Regions from separate parts of the Mus musculus genome. Here region 2 is linked to region 1. The links are chromatin loops, found by intact Hi-C in ENCODE. Cell type or tissue: gastrocnemius. All regions are shown on one strand.

Region 1 (5,000 bases):
AAGAGAGGAAGGACGTCTTCATAAGGAGCACCAGTTCAAACTGCCAGAACCCAGTGGATATGCATTTACCAGAAGGTTCCAGACGGAAGAAGTCAAGAGGAGATGCCTATTCCCGTGCTTCTACAGACTGTCATTAGTGCCTGGTCATCCAGGAACAAGTAAATGATATCGAACTGTTACAGAAAACATTTGCAGAGTTCTATCCACACATGTCCATGTAGTTATTACACTGTCGTCAAGGTGATTATGACTAACAGCCCCCCTCACTTAACAGGTACAGCCGTGGACAGGGGCAGTGCCAGCAACTCAGAAGTCTGAGGCAAGAGGGTTGAACAAGTCCAGCAGTGGATTGCCAGCCTGGGTGGCACAGTGAAGACAGGATCACCATAGCTAATGAGCACAGACCAGGGTGCACTGAGCTAAGCACTTCATGCCTTGTACCTTGCTATTCAGTTCAGCAAAGTAGATGCTGCTGTTTCTCATTCATGGACACAAGAATTTAGGCTGGGAAAAGCGCACTAGCTCACACTGACTCAAGATACCAGTGCCTTAGAGCTATTTGGCATTGATAAAAAAAAAAAAGTCATAGAAGGTCCCCAGCTTTACAACATGGTATAACTGATAAATCTAGAAATTCTGGGAGGGAGGTAGTCCAGCAATAAAGTGCTTTCTAGCAAGCACAGGGTCCTTGATTCAACCCTTCCCTGCCCCCATCTTTTAACCAGACTAGCAAGATGGCTCTGTGGGTAAAAAGCACTTTCCAGGAAGGCCTGAAGAACTGAATTCAATCCCCAGAACCCATGTAAAGGTTCAAGAAAAGAGTCACTCCACAAAGTGGGCCTCTTGCTTGTGCATATGCGCACACGTGCACACACACACACACACACACACACACATACACACACAGACACACACAGACAAACACACATACACACACACAAACACACACACATAGACAAACACACACACACACATACACACACACACACACAGACAAACACACATACACACACACAGACTCACACAGAGACAAACACACACACACACACACACACATACACAATAAGTCACTGAGGTAAAGTTGCATCATGTTTGGGGAAGACCTTCAGGCATTAAAAACTACTTTAAGAAGATTATTATCAGAGACGGAGATGTGGCTCAGCAGTTAAAAATCAGCTGCTCTTCTAGAGAAACCAATTACTAGTACCTGCATAACAGCTCACAACCATCTGCAACTCCACTTTCAGGAATCCAGACCTTCTTCTGGCCTCTGTGGGTACTGTACGCACACAGTGCACAGACATACAATCAGGCAAAACACCCATATATGTAGGATAATAATTTTTTAAGAAGATTGCTATTTAATCAATGGTAAAACAAAAACTTAAAACTAAACTTTAATCCTTAGCAAATTAGTGTTCGGCTGGCCAAAAGTGCATCTTTGGGGACTGATGATCCTGGGTAGATAAAGTCACCATGCAAGTAACCAAGAGACAGATGGAGGATCGAGGTATCAGTCAGGCTACAGTGGCTGGCCAGATGAATGCAAAGGAGGAGAACTGGGGAGCCGTGTGAGACCCCATCTGCCCAGGAAAGAGCTTCGGAGAGAACTGAGCCGCAGGAACAGGGCTCCACTCCCATCTGAGCAACCTCACCAATTGTTCAAGAGTGTAGTCATGGACACAATGAATGAAGTGTGTGTCTAGGTGATAGATCTATCTGCTGCAGCAACATTTGACTCTTCCCTAATTTTGAAACTTCTGACTCTGGGCCCCACTGTGCACAGATACAGCCAGCATCAGAAATCTGCCCACACTTCAGCCTCGAGGATGGAACAAGGCATCAGGAAAGGCAAACCAATTCTCTTTGTCTGCTGTATTTATGCTGTGCCTCAGAAAACCAATAAGTCTGTGACCTTGTCCTAGACACACATACGTTCTTTTAATGGGCTTCCTCCTCTCAGGCAGGAGCTCAGCATTGGAAGGGAGGCCAGAGTGAATTTTCCTTTTTGGAAACACGTAAGAGTCTCCTTTCCCAGCTTTGTTTGGTTGGTTGGCTAATTTGGTTTGGTTTCTCCGTTTTTCAAAGCACACATGTGACAACAAACCTCTTTCTTCACACGGTGATATTAGCAAACCCGTACACACAGTTCTTCCTCCCAGCACCGCTGGCTTGGTTTCATCTAGCCATAGACAACCTGCCGCTGAGCTTCAGGCCAATTCCGATTCTTATCAGCGCCATTAGAGGTACCATATTTCTAGCCGTGTTCCTTTCTGACCCCTTGACTACCCTAGTCACATGGATATATGGATAGACAGAAAGACAAATAATGAGATCCCGCAAGTCAATAGCTTCTCTCAATCTAGTGCTATAATTAAGAAAACCCTGCTTTGATTTCCCTGCCCCTACATAACTCTTGTTTGGGGCTGAACACTATTGAAACTGATTTATATCACAGCACGCTATGAAAAAGGCTTTAGACACACAGGAGCTTAGCCACAAACGTGTTTAATTTATATGTGTGTGAATACGCTCCAAGATTTCGCTCGAAGGCACCTACACGCAGACAGGACAGAGCCCATACATGCTTTGTGCCGGACTCTGCTCTCACCAGACACCTGCTGTGTACCTGGCGCTGTTCTGGGGCCACACTTTCAGGGCAGAGAAAAATGGTAAACCTGCTGGAACTCCGTGCTGTGTTTTCAGACGGAAAACCCATCCTTTCCTCCCTCCACCCATGAATCAGTCAAGAACAAAAAGAAACTAGTCTGAATTTTTTTTTCCCCCTTTATTTCCAAGTAGCTTGGGAAGAACCAGGCAGAGAGCCAAAAAGAGGAGAGGTTTTACCGAGGCAAACCACCGCTCTGCTTGGCTTTGATGAGAAAAATAAAGAGCAAAGCGCACGGCGTACAGAGGCTTGAAGGCTGTGCGTAGGAAAGGGGTGTTTTTACGGATGACTGCCGTGGGCAAAACAGCAGATCTCATCAAAAGCAGTACACACATGGACGTGCCCAGCCTCTGGGAGAAGGAAACTCTCACAGACTGCTTTTTCTTCTACAGTTCGGCAGAGAATGTAGACAGCCTTACTTTGCATAAAATAGTTTTCACAGCCTCCCATCCTTCACAAGGAGAAAAAAAGGACGAAAGGCCTGATCCCTAAGACAAACCATTCAACCCAAACTACGCTCAGACTTAACATTTGTTCCTCGTGTGCCACCACACTGGGGTGGGGGGTAGGGATTCCCGTGTGCATCCACGATTACATGCAACCAGAAATCAACCCTGACTTGGCAACCAGTGATCCTCTAGCCCCTTTCCCCGCCAGTTTCACCGCCTGTGAGAGTCGGATTCTGCAGCAAGCAGCCTGCTATCTATGCAAGAGGGCAGGGGATGTGGCCTCTGTGCCCTCCAGGCTCACTGGTCCCACAGGAGTTCCTACCCAAGTTCCTCCTCTCATTCCTCCACCACCATCGGCACCCACCTCCCATGGGCTCCAGATGTCATATTTTTGGAAGTCTGAACGCAGACACATGTCTGAGCAAGCAGGAGTGGGTAAGGAATCTGGGAGAGGAAGCAGGGTCGGGCTTCCAAAAGCCTGGGAGGAGGGGAGGGCTCTCCTAGGGAGCGCTTCTACACCAAACACTTAGTAACAAAAGAACAGAGTTAACTAAGGAAGAGCTGAGAGGTACAAATCATATCACAACACCCACGCAGAAAACTCTGGGTGTTAGCATTGTGTCTAAGCTCCACCCCTCAGTTACCTGGCAACAGCCAGGTTGGCCTGACCCACTATAAAAAGGGCTGCTTGCCCCCTCCTCGCTCTCTTGCCGGCTTTTCTTTTTGCTCCAGCTCTGTCCCTTCGCCCCTTCACCCCCTCTCTCCACGTGCTCATGGCTGGCCTCTGCTCTTCTACTTTCTACTTCTCTCCTCCTCCTCCTCCTCCTCCTCCTCCTCCTCCTCCTCCTCCTCTTTCTCTCTCTCTCTCTCTCTCTCTCTCTCTCTCTCTCTCTCTCTCTCTCTCTCTCTCTCTCTCTCTCTCTCTCTCTCCCCCTCTTAACTCACCTCTCCATGCCCTGAATAAACTCTATTCTATACGATACCATCATGTAGGGGAAGGGATGCCTTGGCATGGGCCCGCTGAGGCACCCCCTTCCCCCACACCTCACCACACCTCCATAGAACATATCCCCTCCTCTCTTTATCTTTTTATAAACACATCACTGGGTATTAGGGGAAAGATACCAGCTCTGTCGGGAACCTTTCAAAGATCCCAGAAGATAGTATCTTAAACCTACTCCAGGCACAGCTGTTGTCCAAGTCTCTGTCTACCTCTCCACCTGCAGGTAATCTCCAAGTCTTGGCACATGCCCGCACCATGCTGGGCTTTGTGGGTTATTCCGCTCACTTCTCATGGCACCTCCTTTGGCATCTGTACCATTACTACACCACTGCTGCAGACCAGGGAAAGAGCTTGCCCAACTTAGCCCAGCCAACACAGATCAGAGCTTTAGTGGGCAGCCATGTGATCCAACTCAGGCCTATTCACCTTAGACCGTGAGGCTCCTACCGGGTTTTAAGGAGCAACCAGGAAAACTGAATACATTTCTACCCTCAAATATGAAAGCCAACTAGTTTAAACTCTTATCAACCCTGTAGAGTGAAGGTATACCCAATTGTCTAGTCAGCCTTATTTAGCAGATGTCAAAGCAAAAGGAATACAGAAATAAGGTTCATAAGTGAGCAAAATCCCTATTAGAAAATTAAACTTATGAGGTAAGGCTATGAACTCAATGTCTTTTAATTGCACTAAGATTGAACATCTAGGATGAGCCAATTCAGCCAATGACAAGGGAGGAGAGCTCACAGGGGTAGAGCCTCCTGCTCACAGGAGGGTATTCTCAAGTTTCTCTGTGAAGCTTGTCGGTTCTCTCCTTGTGGACGCCAACTTATCCCTCTGGTCTGAATCCAGATTCCCCACCCTGCCTTGGACTCGTTTCCTT
Region 2 (5,000 bases), 73 kb before region 1:
TTGCCCACTGTGAGTTGGACTCTCCCACATCAATTACTAATCAAGAAAATGTACCACAGACTTGCCAGCATGTAAACTGATGGAGGCATTTCTCTTTGACGTTTCCCCCTCCCAGATGGTGCTAGATTGTATCAACTTAAGAAAAGTAGCCAGCACTTGACCCATCCATGCAAGTGGTTTTCTCTTCTGTTGTGTCTGTCTTGTTGATTCAACCTTCCCTGGAGCACTGAACCAGCCCAGGGATGTATACAGTCAAACACCTGTGACAAATCTGTGAGCCTGTCCATATCCTCGTGGGAGTGAGTGCAGCTTCTGATGGTTCTGTTTCTGTGCCTGGACTCTCTCCTGACTGACAGAGGCAGTTTTTAAAGAGCTGGGTAAGATGCTGTTCTTAAGCCCAGCAAAACATAAACCTAAAGATTATAGATTTAATCTCCCAAGTATAAGATTATGAAGAAGACTAAGTCTTAGAAAAACTGCCCGAAACTCACCCCTCTCCCCAAATAGTACGCATAAAAATTCAGACAATGTTACAGACAATGTTATAAAATGCTAGAGAAGAAACAGGCCACAGATCCCTTGTTCATTGCTAAGGAGAATGCAACACAGACAATAATTGGCCAAGTAGATAAATGGTAAGATGTGACTCTGCCTCCTTTAGCTATAGAGATAGATGGATAAAATGACTTTTCAAAAGTGGTACACCATGCAAGCACTGGTCAAGAGAAAAACAGTATTGGTACATCAGTCTCAGACCAATTCCATGACATTAGGGATAAAAGGAGCATTGGGTAATGGTTTTGGGGTTCATCCTCTAAAAGGGCCACACAATATGTATGTGCCCTGCAGCAAAACTTCAAATTACATAAGGCAAAAGCCAGCCAAATCAAAAGAGAAATCTATAACTCTACCATTCTACTGGAGACTTCAATTTTTTTCTCTAGACAATTAACAAATAATCAAACAGAAAGCTGATATGACTATACATACATATACATATGCATATACATATGCATATACATGTATATATATATACATATATACATATATTAACAAAACACTCTGCCCAAAACCAGAATGTATGTAACTTGCAGATATACACAGAACATTTGCTGAAACAGGCCTTACTTGGACAAAAAAAACCTCAACTTGAATTTAGAAGAAAATAAATCTACCAAGTATACATACTCAAGGCAGAATTAAACTAGAGATCAATAACACAGAAATATTTCTGGAGAGCACCCAAGTATTTGTAAATAAGTAATATACTTCTAAATAATATGTGATTCAGTTACGGAATCTTTAGAAAATTAGAAAATCTTTTGAATTGAGTGAGCGTGAAAACATCCCACATCAGAACGCAATCGATGAGTTATAAAAAATTTGATAGTATTAAATGCTTATGTTAGGAAAAAAGAATGCTCTCAAATCAGAAACTGAGTAAATACCTTACAGAACTTGACAAGAAATCAAATTGAGCAACATGAGCAAGCAGAAGTAAAAAAATAAGCGGGGCCTGTAGAACAACAAACAGGAAAAGCGAGGGCTTCGTGAAGACTTGGAGAGCCAACAGAACCAGACAAAACTCACCCTTGCCACCCTCACGTGCTTCAGGGGCTTATTGCAACAAGTCCGGAGAAAAAGCCAGGACCTATCAGTTCCCTGTAGCTGCTACAACAGACTAACTCAGCTTCAAACATCAGGCGCTTATTATTACTGGCTGTTGTGACCCACAGTCCTATAGGCCTGAGGTCAAGATGTCTGCAGGGCTGCACTGCCTTCAGGAGGCACTAAGGGAGTGGGTCCCACTCGTCCAGCTGGAGTCTCTCCACTCCATCTTCAACTTCAGCTGTGCTGGGTGGAGTCTTTCTCAAGCCATCCTTTCTTGAATTCTTCTCCTCTAACTCCCTCATGCCCAGAATTCCTTCTAGAATCTGAATTCCCTTCTGTCAAGTCACCCAAAACATTCATGATGTCCAAAGTTTACAATGTAGCAAACAAAGTAATAATAATGAATTGATAATAATAAAATAAGAAGGAAAAAATGAGCACGATACAAGTAAATATAAAAATTACTTTTACATAACAATGATGTTTCATTTTTCTAATAGAAATTAAACTACTTTGCTGGCTGGTTGGTAGGTTTTGGTTTGGGGGGTTTGGTTTTGGTTTGTTTTGTAACCAAAACTTTCATCCCAAGGATTCTCACAAACATATTACAAACAATGGCATGAAAAAGAATCTTGCGCAGTAACTGAAAAGTTCGGCTCTAGAATGCACCCTTAAACCGATAGGACACTGGTATCTTAGTCTTACACTTCCAAATAAAGCCGTTACGACAGCGCTGCATCCGCATGTAGCAACCAGGAAGGAACCACTTTGCAAACCTTGAGTGCATTTCCTTGGCTTTCCCTGCCGACTTGTGTTCACAGCAGCTCTTAAACGCTGCTTATCAATTCACCCACAGTGCCACACTGTGTCTCAGCTACTGGAAGAATGACAGCTTTATGCAACCCAAGCCAGGTGTCTCTAGATCATTAGGACATCACACCTCAACTGCGCAGGATCTAGGTTTATTTCGGTGTATGAAAAACTAAAGTTCAAAGCCAATTCAATCTTGCTTAAAAGAACACTGTAAAGTTAACAATTCTTGATATCACGTGCCTCGTGTGATCCATTTGAAACCATAGAGAATTGCATGTTCTGTGTGTCACGGTTCTGAGAGACAAAACAAATCTGAACAGCTAAAGCATTTTTAAAATGAAGCAAGCTTATGATGTCTCACACAAACCTTTAATTTCCTGCACACCCTCCTGTATGGGTGCTATGAGACCTAGAGAAGGATCCATCTAGACAGCCTGAGATGTCTCTCACGAGACAGAGACCTTTCCCTTCTCCTTTCTCTAGACAGTGACTGGCTCCAGCTTCAGGAGAAGCTTCTGCTTCAAGATCTGTGCTGAGGTGGAGGACTCCTCCTGCAGTAGTCATCTCGAGGACGACAACCCTAAGAGGGAGGAGGGCTACGATTTCCACATCTTATTCGCCATTAGACAGGTCCACTTACACGGCAGCCACATGGTGTTCTTCCATCTAGCTCACAGACAGCATCAGCAGCAACTCCAGGATCCTCAAATTCAACACAAGCAAAGCCACACATCAGAGTGAGTCCATAGCAGCCAAGGCACGTTCTAAATCAGTCTAGATTTCATTGTTTCCAAGTTTACCTACATAAACCTTACAGACCAATGGACAGGAATCAAGATGTTTCAAGATCCTGTTTTCAAAGGACCAAAGCTTAAATTCTAACATTTCAACAGTCCCAGCCCTCCCCTCTGGCTCTGCTCCCACAGATGATCTCTGTCCCCTGGCATCCACAAAATGGTAGCTGTTTTGCGTTTTTTGAGGGTTTTTTTTTTGTTTTTTGTTTTTTGTTTTTTGTTTTTTTTTTTTTGGTTTTGTTTATTTCCCAACCAGGTCTCATGTATTTTTGACTATCCTGTAATTCACCAGGTAGATCAGGCTGTCCTTGAACTTCACAGAATTTCACCTGCCTCTACTTACCAAGTCCTGAGATTAAAGGGATGTACATGCACTATGACAGGTTCAGAGATAACTTCTTAAGGCTCAAGCACCATCTAGAAAGATACGTACTAAGGTGTTACATTAAATGCTGCCACAACCGCTCAGCCCCAGTGGCCAGTAAAAGGATTTATAATTTAAGAGTTGATGGAAGGAAGACATGGGGATAATTTTCGAAATCAAAACAATGGGCAGGAAAGGAGAGAAAAAGAAACGTGAAGCAGGTGCATCAAATAGAAAACAAATTGTTAGCTGGCCAATCTGAAGATGCTGTTTGAGCACTCTACAGCTCAGTGCAAACAAATTACCCACAGAGTCACAGAGTAGGAGCCATCTTGAATCCCAGCCTCCCATTACAGCCCCAGACACCCCTAGAATGCTGCCTTCTTCCCCTGCAATCCTGTGGTCTCTTCTTGGGTTGTGAACCACCCCAGCTCCACAGCGCCCCTCCCTAGGGCAGTCTGTACTTGTTTCTACAGTTCTGTGTTGTGATCATGTGTAGAATGGCCGATGAGATTTGCTTCCACTTTAAATGACCATAAATAAACTCTCTGGCCTGATCCAGTCTGGGTTTGCAGATGAGGATATTTGAAGGATAGCAGCAGCACCCAGAAATGCATTTCAAAGAAGAACAAAGTACACACCTGAAGAGAAGGAACTGTTCCTGGGCACAGACAGAATCCATAGAAACATCCCACTCATAGCCACAAAATACTTGAGCTAGAGCCAATCAATCTGTCCTGGTTCAAACTCAAGAGGACCTGAATTTGTCCTCAGGGTGGAAATGGGGATGGGAGGAAGAAAGGAAGGAAGGAAGGAAGGAAGGAAGGAAGGCAGAAAGGGAAGGAGGAGGGGAGGGGAGAGGAGAAGAGGGGAGAGAGGGAGGAAGAACGTGCCATTGCCAGCTAAATGGAGGCGTCTATCTACAGGAGAGCCCAGTGGATGTCAGAAAACAACTACTGGATGCAATTTTCTCCTTGGCCCCTTTATGTGGGTCCCAGAGAGTGAACTCAGATCATCAGGCTTGCCTGGCAACCATTTGTATCTGCTGAGCCATCTCACCAACCTTCCAACAACCATTATTTTATTATTTGCCTTAATTACTATGTTATTGGGTAATATGTATTACCACTGGTAATACGTAGAAAACAAGAAGCAAAGTAACTCTCCAGTGGCACCTCATCCATTAATGATGCCTGCTGTTTGTTCTCCCCATCCTCATCCACTAGTGATGCCTGCTGTTGAGCCCACCCATCCTCATCTACTAGTGATGCCTGCTGTTGAGCCCACCCATCCTCATCCACTAGTGATGCCTGCTGTTGAACCCACCCATCCTCATCCACTAGTGATGCCTGCTGTTGAGCCCACCCATCCTCATCCACTAGTGATGCCTGCTGTTGAACCCACCCATCCTCATCCAC

Evidence for each region. Peaks named below come from ENCODE experiments on the same cell type or tissue, not always from the same donor. Only the 100,000 strongest peaks of a DNase experiment are listed, where the experiment ranks them.
Region 2: it touches region 1 in a loop (2.3-fold over the local background); 1 of 42 quality-filtered maps calls a loop at or near these places.

Annotation. Positions count from the first base shown.
Region 1 is chr17:4,862,897-4,867,896 of GRCm38, forward strand. No RefSeq gene overlaps it. Among named protein-coding and RNA genes, the nearest start is that of Gm34507, 43 kb to the right of the region's middle. In gastrocnemius, no CTCF peak of the experiment used is centred here; DNase peaks (open chromatin) are centred at 2,635, 2,903 and 3,380; H3K4me3 peaks cover 510 bases; H3K27ac peaks cover 1,086 bases.
Region 2 is chr17:4,789,696-4,794,695 of GRCm38, forward strand. No RefSeq gene overlaps it. Among named protein-coding and RNA genes, the nearest start is that of Gm34371, 2.5 kb to the right of the region's middle. In gastrocnemius, no CTCF peak of the experiment used is centred here; no DNase peak of the experiment used is centred here.